Regions from separate parts of the Homo sapiens genome. Here region 2 is linked to region 1. Evidence: chromatin loops called from intact Hi-C (ENCODE). Cell type or tissue: pancreas. All regions are shown on one strand.

Region 1 (8,000 bases):
TTCCACTCTGGTTTCCTTTGGGGTTCCCATTAGGTGTCTACAGGGAGAGGTGAAATTGGAAGTTGGAGGTGTGGAGAGTTCAGGAGAGGGTTCTGGACCACAGATGTTGAGGTGGGAGTCATTAGTGAATAGATGATGTTGGAAGTCATGGGTCCTCAGAGTGGGGGCTCCTTAAGCCTCCAGGCCAGCAGCATCAGCATCACCTGGGAGATTGTTAGGAATGCAGATTCTCAGGCCCCCCTAAGACCCACCGACTCTGTGCTAGAACAAGCGCCCCTCAGAGATTCTGATGCCACTGAAGTTTGAGGAGCATTGGTTTAAGCAAGATTACCTACGGAGAGGCTGTAGATCCGTGTTCTAAACCTGGGGTCCACAGACACCCCCAAGAAGAGCGGATTGAATGCAAGAGATCTATGAAGTTGGATGGGGGAAAAATTGACATCTTTATTTTTGCTAAACTCGATCTAAAGTTTAGCATTTCCATCTGCGATGAATGTAGGCCACAAACCACAGTAGTATTAGCAGTGCCTGGGACCTCCTCAACAACAGAAATTGCCGGTATTTATAGCACGTTACAGTTGTTGCAGATAATTTCCAGAGACTGTTTATATGCACCACTGTTTTAAAATTACGGTGATTGGCCAGGTGCAGTGGCTCACACCTGTAATCCCAGCACTTTGGGAGGCCAAAGTGGGTGGATCACTTGAGGAGTTCAAGACCAGCCTGGTCAACATGTCAAAACCCTGTACCTACAAAAAAATACAAAAGTTAACCAAGCCTATGCTTGTAGTCACAGCTACTCGGGAGGCCGAGGTGGGAGGGTCTTCTGAGCCCAGGGAGGTAGAGGCTTCAGTGAGCTGAGATCGCACCACCACACTCCAGCCTGGGTGACAGAGTGAAACCCTTAATCAATCAGTCAATAAAAATTACAGTAATTATTAGACCCACCACTAGGTCATCTTATTTGATGCATCAGTAAAGCAGCATATTCAAATGTGGATTTTTAAATATTTTAATTACTATTTAAATATCTCTTTACTTTGTAATCCTATGCATTTTACGCATTAAAACATTTTAAGCATTTAAAACGTAGGTATCATTAGACTGGCAAAGGATCATCCGTGGCACCAAAAGCCTTAAGAACCTAAGGTCTGGAGAGAATTGCAGTTTGAGGACTGAGTTCTGGCGCCCCGCCCAGTCACTTCGAGGTGGGGAGATGCGGGGGTAACAAAAGGTGCAAGAAGGGGCAGTCGAACAGGAAGGAGGAAGCAAAGGCTGGGCGGAACCTGCAGCCTGGAAAAGAACATATGTATAGATATCAAAGAGCAGGGCTGGCGCTACCAGGCTCAGGAAGGCAGGCTTGGAATGGACAGTGATCTAAGTGCTGCAGAGAGTGCTCCAGAAAACGCTGATGATGAGGAGAGAAGGGGCCGCTGCAGGAGCCACGTCCTTACGAAGCAATGGGAGCCAGACGCAGGCCACAGTTGGGGGTTTAAGGCCTTGGAGAGGTTCACAGTGCCGGCAGGCAGGTGGGGGGTTGGTGGGGGACCTCTGCTGGGCCTCCATACCCTCCCTCTGTCCCCACCTCATCCTCTTGGGGAACCACTACTCACCCACAGGCCTCAGCTGATGTGGGTCCCTCAGGGGAAGTCCTCCCTCCCCTTCCCTGCCCACCCACATTCACTCCCCACCACGCCCCTCATCACGCTGCGGCTGCTGCCTGTGCCTCCTCCTTGACTTGGCCTCTCCCTTTGACCACTCCACTCAGGCTTTCGTGCTATTGAGCATCCACCTCACGCCTGGCTCTGTGCTTGGCGCTGGGCTGCAATGGGAGAGAAACAGCCATGCTCCCCGCCGTTGGTGGCCCATGTTCTATAACGGGGGGACAGCCAGTGCTCAGGTAAACAGGAAATATGTGATTTTGATAAAGCAGCCGTGAAGAGAATGACGGGGTGCTGTGGTGGAGAATGAAGGAGGAGACCCCTGAGGTTACAAAGGAAGCCCTGTCTGAAGACTGAAGATGAAGATGCACAGATGAACAGACGTACACGCACACCTCCTCACTGTGGGCCCCCCGCCCCCGGGGAGATGCAACCACCTGGGCTGAAAAAATATATGTACCCCAGATGGTGACCAAGAAGGGATCGTGCTTATTCAAGCACCTGGAGTGACAACCCACGAGACAGCCCTGCCACCAAGCCCTCCCACCTCTTGGCAAACACGCCCAAGACTGCAGTCTGCTCCCCTTAGAATGGGCTGTGCTGGAGCCCCCAGCCAGCTCTGGGTGAACTTGTCCTTTGGGGTCAGACAGACCTGTGGTCAAGGATCCCGGCTACCATGGTCACTGGTTGAATGACTCTGGGCAGTTTAGCTTCTCTGAGCCTCAGGTTCCTCATCTGTAGAATGGGGATAATAATACCTCACAGGCTGTGAAACATGAACAAACTCTGCAGTAGAGACTGGACAAGCATCCTGGCCTGCCTCATCTCCCGTCAGTGCAAAGTTTCCATGACCTCATCAGCTGGCACCCACCTTACAAGTGCGCCTGTGGAAGGCACATGGAGGGCGTCCAAGAAATGGGCCTTCTCTGGTCAGGGGAGTGCCAGGGAGTCTTTGAAAGGCTCACACCAGCCTTTCTTAGACCCGCGTTATGGCTGCCACGTACTAGGTTCTTACCCAGCCCTTTCCACATATTAGCTCCTTTAGTCCTCACAGTAGCCTGGAGGAAACTGAGGCACAGGAGGTTAAGTGACCTGGTCAAGGTCACGCAGCCAGGATTTTAACACAGGCAGCCTAGCACCAGGGCCCTGGCCCTCTGAGCTCACTGCCTGTGGCTGCTTCTCCCAACATCTTGGTTACACATGTCATGACCAGCTGTGTCTGTGTGCCCCAGGTCACAGCCTAGGGCACCCTCTGCCCCATACTCCTGGAGGGAGTAGAGACCGTCCCCCACCCCAGCCCAGCCACTTTCCCTTTGAGGAACCGCCCATCAAGAGGTGCTCAAAGAAGCCACCAGGGTCCATGTGCTGTGATGGCAAGGTCAGCAGCCAGCCCCCGCACCTCTCTCCCAGCATCAGGCTGAGACTTGTCCCATGGCCTCCTTATCCGACCCCCAGGAAGTTGACCAGCAGCCAGATGTCAGAGTTTGCGTGTTTTGAGCAGCAGCGGCAGCCTCACCAGAGACCCCACGGTGACCTCGTTTCATCAGCCAGCCCCGCAGGAGGAGGACAGGATGGGGTGAGGGGTATGGGGCCTGGCTCCAGCTATATGTTTTTAAAATCCATCAGAGACACTGACGTAGGTTCCTAAGTCACAGGCTCTAAAAGCGTTGCTGTTTCTTTCTTCAGCCCAGCATGTGCTGGCATGAGTCAGCCACCTGTGATGGATTTGGTGTGGAGGGGGAGTGGGTTCCTGAGTCACAGCCTCGCACGGCCCGGCAGGGGTGGCAGGTGCTGAGGGGACAGCCTTCTTGACTCACTTCACTCCCGGAGCACGCGGCCCAGGCCCCAATCCCAGTTCTGAACTCTGCCATGGCCCGATCTGCGGAAGGCCCTGTGTCACTGCGTAGAAAACCTCTGGGAGGACACACGCCTTATGGCTGTGGGTTTCTTACTCCCAGGGGTGGTCAGCAACAGGGTCTTTAGTCTGACTGTGTCTCATGACTGTTTTATCATGAAAATGTACCCAGGCATTATTTTTATCGGTGAAAATGAGGCATAAATGTTAAAACCCACAGTGGGCTTTTCCTCACGCCCTGCCTGTGAGTGTTCCCTCTTCCGGGAGGGCCCTTCTTGGTTGGCTCCGATGACAAACATGTTCACCCTACAAACCCGATCTGAGGCCAGCTGCGGGCTGCTTTGTATGCATCACCTCAATGAATCCTCCCAGTAATCTTCTGGCTTTACGCCCATTTCGCTGATGGAGAAACTGAGGCATGGAGTGGTTACTGACCTCGCCTAAGGCTCCCCAGCTAGGAAGTGGGGCTGGGCTTGGGGCCAAGTGTAGAACTCAGAGCAACCGCTCTACTATGGGTTATTGGGTCCCTGAAGCAGGCGATGCTGTCCCTCGAGGGAGATCTTGCCACGCCTTTGTTTCTGCTCCACTCCTGACCCAGCAAGTGTCCCTTCTCCACTGTAGCCTGCAGCTCGCTCCACTGCGAGTTTGCTGAGGCCGAGGCTACAGGCTGTCAGCTTGATGCCTCCCCTGTCAGCCACAAGCTCGGGCCCTGCTGAAGTAGGAATATTCCTGCAGGAAGTCCCCAACTTTGTGTTTGAAACAGACATGCTTACAAAATCAGACTTTGATGGGCTGCTGCACGATAAGCTATATTCCCTCCTCGGACACAGCTCGCACAGTCTTCTTCATTGGGCTGGAATAAGGTAACCCCCGAGTTTTTCAGTGTGGCATCTGGGGACCTTTGATAAACAGCCCCAACTCCTCCCTTGTGCCTCTTTGTTTCCTGCTGCTGCCAGCACCGCCACCTCCGTCTCATTTGGAGTTCAATAATACCAGACTCTTAGTTCCTTAGACAGCCCACATGCTGGGAAGTTTCTGTCCTCTGCACCTGTTCATGCTGTTCCCTCTGCCCAGATGCCTTTCGCTCTCTTCCTGAGTAATGCAGACTCATCTTCAGAGCCTTAACACAGGATGTCCTTCCCCCTGGGAAGCCCTCCCTGAATACAGCCTGCACCCTCAATTGAGCCGGGGGCCTTCCCTGTAACCCCCATGGTCTGCAAATTCCTCTGGGCCAGGGTGGATCCCACAGAGTCTCATTGTCTGTTCCAAGTCTGTGTCACAGGGGCTTGGCCAAGGCCAGATTCTTGTCTGCTCATCTCCCCAGTTCCGGCATCTCCTGAAGGACTGGCGCCATGTGGCCATCAGCCCAGGCTGCGGAGGTAGATGGCATCCAGGCATCAGAGGAGGGAGCAGTGCGTCCAACAGACGTGAGCTGAGACTGCAGCTCTCGACATGTGACCTTAGCAAGTTTCTTCACTGCTCTGAGCCTCCATTTTCTTTTCTGTAAAATGGGAATTATCAGATGACAAAGTCAAAGGATTCAGTGTTGTTTGTTTAGTCATTCATTCATTCAAAAAGTGTCTATTGAGCACCTGCTATGTGTCGGAGTCTGGGGAGCACAGCAGGGCGTGGACATGCTAATGGGAGGAGGCAGACGAGAACAGGATGGGTATGAGATGGCAGGTGATCCCAGAGGCTGTAGCAGGTAAGGGGATGGGGAATGGGGGCCAGGGTGCTCTTTTGCACAGGTGGACGTGGAGGGCCTCTCTGTTGGGCCCTGAGGGTCCGAGGGAGGGCCATGTGGAAGAGGGTCCCAGGAAGGGGTGCAGGCACAAAGGCCTAAAATGGGGCCACACTGGATGCTGTTCCCGGCACGGCAGGAGACCAGACAGGAAGCAGCAGAGGACACAGCAGCAGGAGGCCAAGCGGTGGGGACACGATGCTTGGCCAGCGGCCAGATGTGGCCTGTGGGCCACCACGAGGACATGGACCTGGACTCTGAGAGAATAGAAGCCGTGGAGGGTTCTGGGCAGAGGAGTGATGAGATCTGATGTAGGGTTTAAAAAGATCTTAACAGTCATTATTGGGAAAAGGCCCAGGCTGTGGGGAACATGGAAGCTGGGAGCCCAGGGAGGAGCCTGCCATTGTTGTCCATGAAGAGACGACCTTGGACCAGGGCAGCAGAGAAGAGGTCAGGCGCCAGGTGTGTTTGGAAGGTGGAGCTAACAGGGTTTCAGCTGATGGATGGGACGTCGGGAGTGAGAAAGGGGGGTTCCAGGATCATACCAAGGGTTCTAGTCTGAGCATCTAGGAGGAGGAGGAGGAGGAGGGTTCCAGGATCATACCAAGGGTTCTAGTCTGAGCATCTGGGAGGAGGAGGAGGAGGAGGGTTCCAGGATCATACCAAGGGTTCTAGTCTGAGCATCTGGGAGGAGGAGGAGGAGGAGGGTTCCAGGATCATACCAAGGGTTCTAGTCTGAGCATCTGGGAGGAGGGAGGAGGGTTCCAGGATCATACCAAGGGTTCTAGTCTGAGCATCTGGGAGGAGGAGGAGGGTTCCAGGATCATACTAAGGGTTCTAGTCTAAGCATCTGGGAGGAGGAGGGGGAGGAGGGGGAGGAGGAGGGACTTCGTGCTGAAACAAGGAGAAGCTGCAGTGGCTCCTGCCACATGGTTGTCACCAGCATCCTTTGTTCTGTAAATACTCATCCAGCACCTCTTGCTGGCTTGGCTCTGCGAGGGCTTGAGACCCAGGGAAGAGATGAGGCTACCACAGTCTGTCCATCAGGGATCCCCCGTCTAGGGCACTGGGGCAAACTTGGGTAGGAAATGATAGGGGTTTGGAGTCTGAGGAATCCCCATTAGTCTGCAAGCTCAAAGGTCATCCCCCAGCTGACTGTGGGGTCAGCCGCCCAGAATCCACAGAGCTGGAGGGGGAGCAGCTGCCATGAGTCCTGGCTTTGTGCCCGTCGCCCAGATGGGCACTTCACATGCACCCTCTCACCAGATAGTCCTGGCAGCCCCCTCGGAAGCTATGGTAGTGCCCCCATTCTGCAGATGAGGAGCCTGAGGCCCAGAGAGATGGGGTGACTCCTTTGCACAGTTGAAAATGATACAAGCAGGATCCAAACCCAGATCTGCCTGATTCCAGTGTCCTCCCTGGATCACACAGGGTGAGGCCCCAATGTTCCGCCCCCTGGAGAAGTCAACCAAACTCCTGAAACTCACATTTCTCCCCCAGGTCCCCGGCAACTTCCACGTGTCCACACACAGTGCCACAGCCCAGCCACAGAACCCAGACATGACGCATGTCATCCACAAGCTCTCCTTTGGGGACACGCTACAGGTGAGCAGGGGACACTCGAGATGGCATGGCCGGGGGTGGGCCTTCAGGGGCTCTGTCACCCAGTGCCCTCTGCCCTCTCTGGGCACTAGGAAGAGTTACCGTTAAGGTGACATCTAAGCCAAGCCTGGAAGGGTAAGAAGGGTTTCACCAGGAACAGAACAGGGAAATGGGTCCTAGGCAGGGGGCGTCTCAAACATCACCCCTCTCCTAGAGCGCCCAGCTGGTGGTTTTCATGTGAAAGACCCTCAAGGTTACTTTCAGAAAAATGGATCAGTAAGCGTATGTGACACGGCATGTTCTGTGCCGAGATGGTCCAGGGCACAAGGGCTCGCTTGGCAGCTGAGAGGGCCCAGAGCACTTGCCTGAAATGGGAGCCGGCAGGTGGGGTGTGTGGGGTGCGAGAGACCCGTGGTAGACTGAGGAAGGTGGAGACTGAAGGTCTGGTTGGTGACTCAGAGCACCCATCTGCAATGAGGAAGATGGACCCAGGAGGCAAGACTATAGGCAGGGAGGTGAGGGAAGGGCCCAGACCGAGGCAGGTGGAGGGGAGAGGAGCAGCGGTCTCGCATTGCCACGTGCAGGGGCAAAACAGAAGGACACAGAAACTACAGTCCCAAGTTTAGTCATTAGTGGGGTGGAAATCTGATTTTTTTAAAAAAATGTACAGAACTTAGCTTAGGGCCCATCCATCCATTCATTTTCTGTCCATCCATCTAGTCAACAAATATTTACAAAGTACCTACCGTGTCCAGGCCTTGCATACCTTGGTGAGGACAAACATGGTCCCTGCCCACCTGGAGCTTCCAGTCTAGGGGGGAAGACAGATGTTGATCAAATAATGGTACAGGCCAGGTGCGGTGGCTCACTCCTGTAATCCCAGCACTTTGGGAGGCTGAAGCGGGCGAACTGCTTGAGGTCAGAAGTTTGAGACCAGCCTTGCCAACATGGTGAAACTCTGTCTCTACTAAAAATACAAAAATTAGCCGGGCGTGGTGGCAGGCACCTGTGATCCCAGCTACTCAGGAGGCTGAGGCAGGAGAATCACTTGAACCTGGGAGGTGGAGATTGCAGTGAGCTGGTATCATGCCACTGCACTCCAGCCTGGGAGAAAGAGTAAGACTCCTCCCAAAAAAAGAAA
Region 2 (8,000 bases), 430 kb before region 1:
GGATCATAGGTGAGGATGGAGGCTCCTGCGTCCACACGCACCCCACAGTCGGGCTACCTGACCTGGGGGGAGAGGTGCAACTACCCCAGTGCTTTAAATATCACCCTGTGGTGGCCGGGTGTGGTGGCTCATGGCTGTATTCCAAGCACTTTAGGAGGCCGAGGCAGGCGGATCACTTGAGATCAGGAGTTCGAGACCAGCCTGGCCAACATGGTGAAACCCCGTCTCTACTAAAATTAAAAAAATTAGCTGGGCATGAGGGCGGCGCCTGTAATCCCAGCTACTTGGGAGGCTGAGGCAGGAGAATCACTTGAACCCGGGAGGCGGAGGTTGCAGTGAGCCGAGATTGTGCCACTGCACTCCAGCCTAGGCAAAGAGAGCAAGACTCCATCTCAACAACAAACAACAACAAAAAAGATAAAAATAAAAATCACCCCACGGGGATTGTTGCTTTTAGAACCTAGATTTCCCAAGAGAGAATATCAAAATCTATCATTTTATGAGCGAGGAAACAGGAAAGTTATGACTTGTCCAGGTCACACAGCAGCTCGGGGCCAGAGCTGATGGCAGAATTCAGGGGTTTTGACTCCCAGGGGAGTGCTCAGCTTAGGGGAGTGATCAGCCAGGCGTGTGATTCATTGCAAGAGGCAGGGGTAAATAAATGCTCCTAAGTGGAGGTGGGTGAAGTATGGGCCATGGCGGGGGTCATTCCTGCAATGTCTCTTCTGTGTCCTGGGGTGGGTGGTGGGGGCTGTCAAGGAACTAGCTGGGCCCTCGCTAGTCAAGCATGACTCTAGGCCCTGGCCTGATAGAGTGGGCAGTCCCAGAAGCTCTCCCGAAATGTGTGGCATGTCTCCCTGCTGATATGGAGCCAGAGAGATCTGCCACTTGCCAGCTGTGTGACTTTAGGCAAGTTACTTCACCTCTCTGTTGCCTCCTCAGGTGTGTAATGAGACCAACCACCCTGCTTCTCTAGGGGGCTTGGGGGAAGGAATGAGACAAGATGTGAAGCGTCCAACACGGTGGCTGTCCCTGGTCAGTACCCAGGAACTGTGCATGGCTCCCCACAGGGGCACAGACGGTCCATCCTTAGGCACATGTGTTTCCTCAGGTAGCTCCTGGCTTAGTCTCAGGACTGGGCCTGAGGGTGCCTGGGAAGGAATGGGCATTCTGCCTGGCATCTGCAGGTGAGCAGGAATTGCTTCTAGAATGCCAGGCCAGCTTGGGCATGCTGCTCCTGAGGCCCGGCTGCCTACTGGCCACCCACACTCTGGGGAGGCTCTTTTCCCGGCCCTGCTTCTGGGGTTCCAAGGGGAGGCCTCGGGTCATCTGCTGGGAGCAGCTGCAGGATGAAGACAGGGTGACTCACCTGCAGACAGGGAGGCCAAGTCAAGGGATCAAAACAAGACAGAGACTTCTTTTCTTCCCTAGGGACTATGAGAAGATCAGAAAGGGACCCACGCATCATCAGTTATTCATGAGGTCTGCAGGAACCCGTGCAAAAAGCCCAGCTGGGGAGCAGGGTGGGGTGATGGTGAGAAGCCCTTCTATACAGGTTCCCTCCCCGAGCTAAGCAAAAGCGTTGAGGTGACACGTGTCACCTGTTCCTAGAGGATCTGCACTGAAGGCGGGGCAAGCAGGACCTGCTGTACACAGCACAGGGCCTTTCTTCCCACAGCTGCGTCCTGCAGTGGTGACACTCTTGCACGTAAGGGGTGGTTAGCCACACTGTATGAATAAGAACACTGAGAGGCAGGGAGAAGTGACTTTTCCAAGGTCTCACTGCTATGAAATGGCCAAACTAGGGATGAATGAAAGGCATGTGCTCATCTGAAGGGGAGTCAGTATTTGTTGGGCATCCACTGCTGCTCTGTGTGCTGTGGGTACCGCAGTGAACAAAGCACAGCTTTTGCCCTTGTGGGGCTTATATTTTATTTCTGAGGTAACAGACAATTAACAAGCATGTAAATAGATGCATGAAATAATTTTAGGGAAGGATAAGTGCTAACGGATGGGCTGAGGGAAAAGAGAAGATAAGAGACGAGATGGCATGCAGGGCCATGGGCACTGTAAGTGGCTAGGCCTGTCACAGGTCATCCCCGCAATGGGGTCTGTCAACTTACCTGACTGCTGTGCAGCCTGGGGTTGGGGACAGTGGGCAGAAAAACCCCCGTAGCAGGGACGGGCTGCTAGTTTAGATGGGGTGGCCAGGAAGGGCCTCTCTGAAGAGGTGACATTTGAGCTGAGGCCTAAACGAAGCAAGGGACTGAACTTTAAAGGTCCAGGAAGAACATTCTAGGCAGGATCACAGCAAGTGCAAAGGCCCGGAGACTGGAGGCTGCTTGGTGTGTTCGAAGTGCGGCAAGGAGGCTGGTCTGGTGTAGGGCATGAAGAGTGGTAGGAGATGGGGTTAGATTGGGGCTTGGGACCAGAGGTGGGGGCCCTTGGAGGCCACAGTAAGGAAAGAGACTTTGGGAGGAATATGAGATGCTGAGGCCGCAGAGTGCCCGAGATGGCCTCCTTCCCTTCCAGGTCAGATCATTCCAGATTTCCTGGTCTCCTTCCCTCCTGAAGAACCACTGGAGGAACGAGGACTCCCAGCCTGTGGAAGGAAAGGGTGAGGGGCCCACAAGTCTGTCTTCACACACCTGAAGAGCTGCTGCCACCGCTCTCTGCCTCATCCCTGTCATTTCTTTCTCTTTTATTTTTTTGAGACTGAGTTTCGCTCTATCGCCCAGACTGGAGTGCAGTGGTGCAATCTCAGCTCACTGCAACAACCTCCACCTCCTGGGTTCAAGCGATTCTCCTGCCTCAGCCTCCCGAGTAGCAGTAGCAGGGATTACAGGTGCACGCCACCATGCCCAGCTAATTTTTGTATTTTTAGTAGAGATGGGGGTTCACCCTGTTGGCCAGGATGGTCTCAAACACCCGACCTCAGGTGATCCACCTGCCTTGGCCTCCTAAAGTGCTGGGATTACAGGCATGAGCCATCGCGCCTGGCCTCCTGTCATTCCTTCAGTGTGATGCCCTGTGCCTGGCCTGAGAGATATGCACATGATCTTGTTTACCGTATGCCCCTCCACAGCCCTGGGAGGAGGCACACATACTGTCATCCTACATGACAGATGAGAAAACTGAGGCTCAGCCAGGCCAGGCTTACTCAAGTCCACACAGCTGGAAGCGGAGCAGACCGGAGCCAGATGTTGAGACAATGCTCTTAGCCCAGGGCAGGTCTTTGAGGACTCTCACATGTCTGCAGCTGGGACCCCCTCCAGACCACGAGCCTCTCAACCCCTCCCTGAAGAGGCAGTGGTGTGCTTTATCCACAGATGCTTGCGTCTCCAGCTTTATCCACGGATGCTTGCGTCTCCAGCTTTATCCACGGATGCTTGCGTCTCCAGCTTTATCCACGGATGCTTGCGTCTCCAGCTTTATCCACGGATGCTTGCGTCTCCAGCTTTATCCACGGATGCTTGCGTCTCCAGCTTTATCCATGGATGCTTGCGTCTCCAGCTTCCCTTCTTCTGCAGTCCGATGCTCTACCCCTGAGCTATACCCCCGCCCCTTCCCTTCTTCTGGCTTCTGGGTCTTCCAGGAACCTTGGACAACCTGTGAAGCCATTAGCACTATCAGCCTGTAATAGGGAACTACGAGCCCTGCTGACCAGGGAGTCTCTGGTGAGAAATTGCATTCTAGCACCTTCTTGACTCCTTACTAGATGAGCACCCGTGAGAATGGAAAAGGGGATTCTTTAAAGTGAGAATGAAGTTGGAGCCATTTAGAACTAGATGTTAGGCTGCTATTGTGGCTGAAGTCTGTAATCCCAGCTACTCTGAGGCTGAGGTGGGAGGATCACTTGAGCCCAGGAGCTCAAAGCTGAACTCAGGGCTGAGTTTCAAAATAGGGGTTCTAGTTTGCTTCAAGGTCTGGACACTTCTTAGATTTGGGAGCTCAGGCAAGTCATGTTTGCTCCTTGGACCTCAGTTTCTGTGTCTAAAATCCAATGGAAATCTGCTTTGCTGCCTCACAGGGAGGCTGTGAGGATCCAAAGAAAAAAGGTTTGTAAATGGGACAAGATGGGATAGGGGTGTGTACTGGCAGAGAAAAAGGAGAAGGGCTGGGTGCAGTGGCTCACGCCTGAAATCCCAGCACTTTAGGAGGCCAAGGCGGGTGGATCACCTGAGATCAGGAGTTTGACACCAGCCTGGCCAACATGGCGAAACTAAAAATGGTATCTACTAAAAATACAAAAGTTATCCGGGCCTGGCGGCGGGTGCCTGTAATCCCAGTTACTTGGGAGGCTGAGGCAGGAGAATTGGTTGAACCTGGGAGGCGGAGGTTGCAGTGAGCCGAAATCGCACCACTGCACTCCATCCTGGGCGACATGAGTGAGACTCTGTCTCAAAAAAAAAAAAAAAACCAAAGGAAAAAAAAAAACAAAGAAGGAGAAGGACATGCACCATCCAGACAACAGGAGTAAGATAGAGAGGTGGACACACCACCTGTTTCCCCCAGGCTGATGAGTACCAACATTCTAATGACAGGATCCATTTTTGGGCTCTGATCCTGTGCCAGGCTCTGGAAGAGGTGCTGGGGCCAGAGGAGCAACAGAAGTGACATAGCTCTGGGCTACATGGAGCTTAGGAGCAGGGACTGCAGTTTAGATAATCAAAGTGGTGTTCTGAAGGGGACACTTGTTTTTGGAGCAGTAACAGGGACATGAGCCAGTCTGAAGTCAGGAAGGACTTCCTGGAGGAGGTGACCCTAAGCTGAGAGCCAAGCATGAGGGAGGTCACAGGCAGTAGAGGACAAGCACTGTGAGCAGAGAGGGCCCAGCTGGGGAAGCCAGTGCAGACTGGAAAACCACGTGCTAACATTGCCAGAGGGATCACAGCCCCATGGAAAGCAAGGCACTGCTGCCTAGGGACGTTCTCTTCTTAGGGCCTCTGGAGGAGCCAATGAAATAGGGGATCTTGCCCTCCTGGAGCTCTGGGACTCAGAGAGTTTGAGTGCTTCGCCTAAGGGCATTCAGCCTACAAGATAGTCAAGGGAAGGTTCAGATTTAGGGGAAGGAGTCTTGAGAATATACCCCGAGGACAATGAGGATACAGTTGGAGGGCTGAGGTGGATTTGTTCCTCCAGGCAGTGGGGAGCCAAAGATGTTTTAGAGCACAGCAGGTTCCCAGCACCCATGAGAGCCATTTAGCTCCAGTGTCAGAAAGCTCAGGACAGTTGCTGGGGACAACGTGCCATGGTCTGCCACGCCACATGCCACGTTTAGTTATGGTCAGCAGTAAACCTCAGCCCTCTTTCAAGGCGGTAAGTGATGGTAGGGATGGCATCTGAGTGTAATTGGAGGTTGTTGCTTGTTGCTGTGGTTGCTCTGCCCTTTGGAGGAGGAAGGCCAGCTTCTTCCCGTGAGTAGCCTGTTCTGGGAGGGACTGGGGTGGAAGAGGGGAGCTAACATTTCCATTTCTGAGCACCAACCAGGAGTCAGGAAGGGGTGGGAAGGGGACCCAGGGCAGGTCAGGTCAGCAGGTCAGTGAAATCAGGTCTTTAAACACCCGTTTAACACTCTTTTGCAGCTGGAAAGCCCGACTTTTGGCTTCACTGTATTTATTTTCATGGTTACCTGTTATTTACAGTGAATGTGCCTGGTCTTCTTTTTATGGTAGTGATAGGGAATTTCATTTCAATACATATATTTGAATAATAAATCTTAGTCTATTTAAAGAAGAAAAAGTCATCAGTGAATAACACAGGGGAGCTGAAAACTGGCCTGCAATGCAGGAATGGTGGAGATCCAGGAAGCCTTACCTCCTGAGGTCTTCACGGCAGCTCTGAAGCAAGGACTGTCATCCCCATTTTACAGCTGGAAAAGCTGAGTCCCCAAGAAAGTAACTTGCCCTCTGCCCCAAGCCAAGTCTGGAAGCTAAGAACCTTCCCCCCTCACCCTCCCACCTTCACCAGTGAATGAGCTTCCAGACACTCCTCGGCAGTTCAGAAATCTCCTGATATCAGGGGTTCTAATCCAGGCCCTGGTGCCACCATTGACAAACTGTGGCTTTGTACAGTTGTCTAACTCTTTGTCCTTGGTTAGTGATATGGTTTGGCTGTGTCTCCATCCAAATCTCATTTTGAACTGTAGCTCCCATAATTCCTATGTGTCATGGGAGAGACCTGATGAGGGGTAATTGAATCACGAGGGTGGGTCTTTCCTGTGTTGTTCTAGTGATACTGAATAAGTCTCATAAGATCAGATGGTTTTATAAAGGGGAGTTCCCCTGCACATGCTCTCTTGCCTGCCACCATGTAAGATGTGACTGCTCCTCATTCGCCCTCCACCATGATTGTGAGGCCTCCCCAGCCATGTGGAGCGTGAGTCAATTAAACCTTTTTCCTTTATAAATTACCCATTCTCGGGTATGTCTTTATTAGCAGCGTGAGAACAGACTAATACAGTTACTCATCTTAAGATGGGAATAATATGTGTACCTCAGAGGACTGTTAAAAGGATTTAATGATATGATATCTGTTATTTTCTCCAATTTAAAATGAGACAATAGAATCCCAGAACCCTGAAGCCACTTGGCCAAGGTCACAGAGGTGGAAAAAGGAGGAGCTGGACGCCAGTGTAGGTAGGTCCAAAAGGCTTCCACGCGGCTGATTTAATGATCCCATGGTACTGCCTCCCTTCTACAGAAAGCTGCCTCATGCCCAGGTTGGGAGCTTGAGAATGTCTCCAAAGCCCAGTGGATAGAAAAGAGACCTGAACAGTGTGCCCATGGGGAAGGGGCTCGGTTTTCTTCAGGCCAGAGCCTGTGGACTCTGCCAAGGTCCCCAGGAGCAGCAAGTCGGGAGTGTGGGAGGGCACTTTCCTGTGGGAAAATGTAGGGCGCTTCCACTTATAGCCTGATAATTGGGCCCAGCGAGGTCTGAGCTCAGATGATGTCATTCATTCTCTGTGGTCTTTGGGGCTGAGGAAGCCTCTAGGGAAAGAAGGGGTGGGGGAGGAAGGGTTGGAGAACAGAGAACCTGGAAAGAATGACAGATAAAAACAGGAATCAGAGTTTTGGGCATGCATGGACTGTGGCCAAGGGAGCTTTAGAGCCGTTGTAGCAGGACAGCCCATGGCAGGAAGTGCTCATAGAATCAAGGGCAGATGGCCGGAGCCCAGTGCTGGCAGGCAGTGCTGGGGGTGAAGGAATGAAAGAGCCGGGATGCGTGAGTGAATGGTTGGCTTTAGTGCAATGCTGAGCAGATCAGTTCCTGGAAGGCAGCTGAGTCCGGGGAAGGGGTGCACAGACAACATTGGACAGAGTTTAAACCCCGGTAGAAATGTATCAGCTGTGTCACTTGGGCTAATATCTGACCTCTCTGAGCCTCCATGGAGCAGATGCTGTCAATTTCCAACCCGATACCCATTTCCCAAGTCATCCTTGCCTACAGAACCCTGATTCTACTCAGGGTGGTGATGCAGACAGCCTGGGGCCCTCTGTATTCCCAGCCTCCTTTATAGCCAGGGGTGGCTTGGGTGAGAGCCTCAGTCTCTTCATCTTGGAATGAAAATGATTATACCCCTTCTGCAGGGATTTGGGGAGGATTTAGGCTGGTACGTGCTGGGTGAGCATTGCTGAGAGCATGGCCAACTTCTGCTGCTGATGGTGGGTCTGAATTTGTGTCTCCAGCATTCGCGTCTCCAAGTGCTACTGACCCCTCTACCTCGGTTGTTCCCATTGCCTGAAATTCAACAAAGCAATCTAAACCCTGCCCAGCCATCCCAGCATCCCCATGTTCACCCCCAGCCCCCTGTCACCCCCCTCATCTCTGGAGCCAGTGGTGTGGACTTGAATCTCAGCCCACCACTTCTAGCTTTGCGTGGCTTTGCAATGACCCGACAGGGATGCTAATAGCACCTACCTCCTATGAGAGCAGGGGTGAAAATCAGCAATTCCTGTGAGGCCTATTCAGTGTCGTGCCTAGCACATAGTGAGTGCTTG

What was found. Peaks named below come from ENCODE experiments on the same cell type or tissue, not always from the same donor. Only the 100,000 strongest peaks of a DNase experiment are listed, where the experiment ranks them.
Region 2: it touches region 1 in a loop (2.5-fold over the local background); 6 of 110 quality-filtered maps call a loop at or near these places.

What each region holds. Positions count from the first base shown.
Region 1 is chr5:172,917,248-172,925,247 of GRCh38, forward strand. It overlaps ERGIC1 (endoplasmic reticulum-golgi intermediate compartment 1), which reads left to right. Exons shown (of 10, transcript NM_001031711.3): 6 at 6,758-6,862. Among named protein-coding and RNA genes, the nearest start is that of MIR10523, 6.2 kb to the left of the region's middle. RefSeq lists enhancers at 1,139-1,640, 2,969-3,613. In pancreas, no CTCF peak of the experiment used is centred here; a DNase peak (open chromatin) is centred at 3,474.
Region 2 is chr5:172,490,062-172,498,061 of GRCh38, forward strand. The region is part of intron 1 of LOC105377727 (a long non-coding RNA gene); the gene reads left to right. It also overlaps LOC107984004. Among named protein-coding and RNA genes, the nearest start is that of SH3PXD2B, 40 kb to the left of the region's middle. In pancreas, no CTCF peak of the experiment used is centred here; no DNase peak of the experiment used is centred here.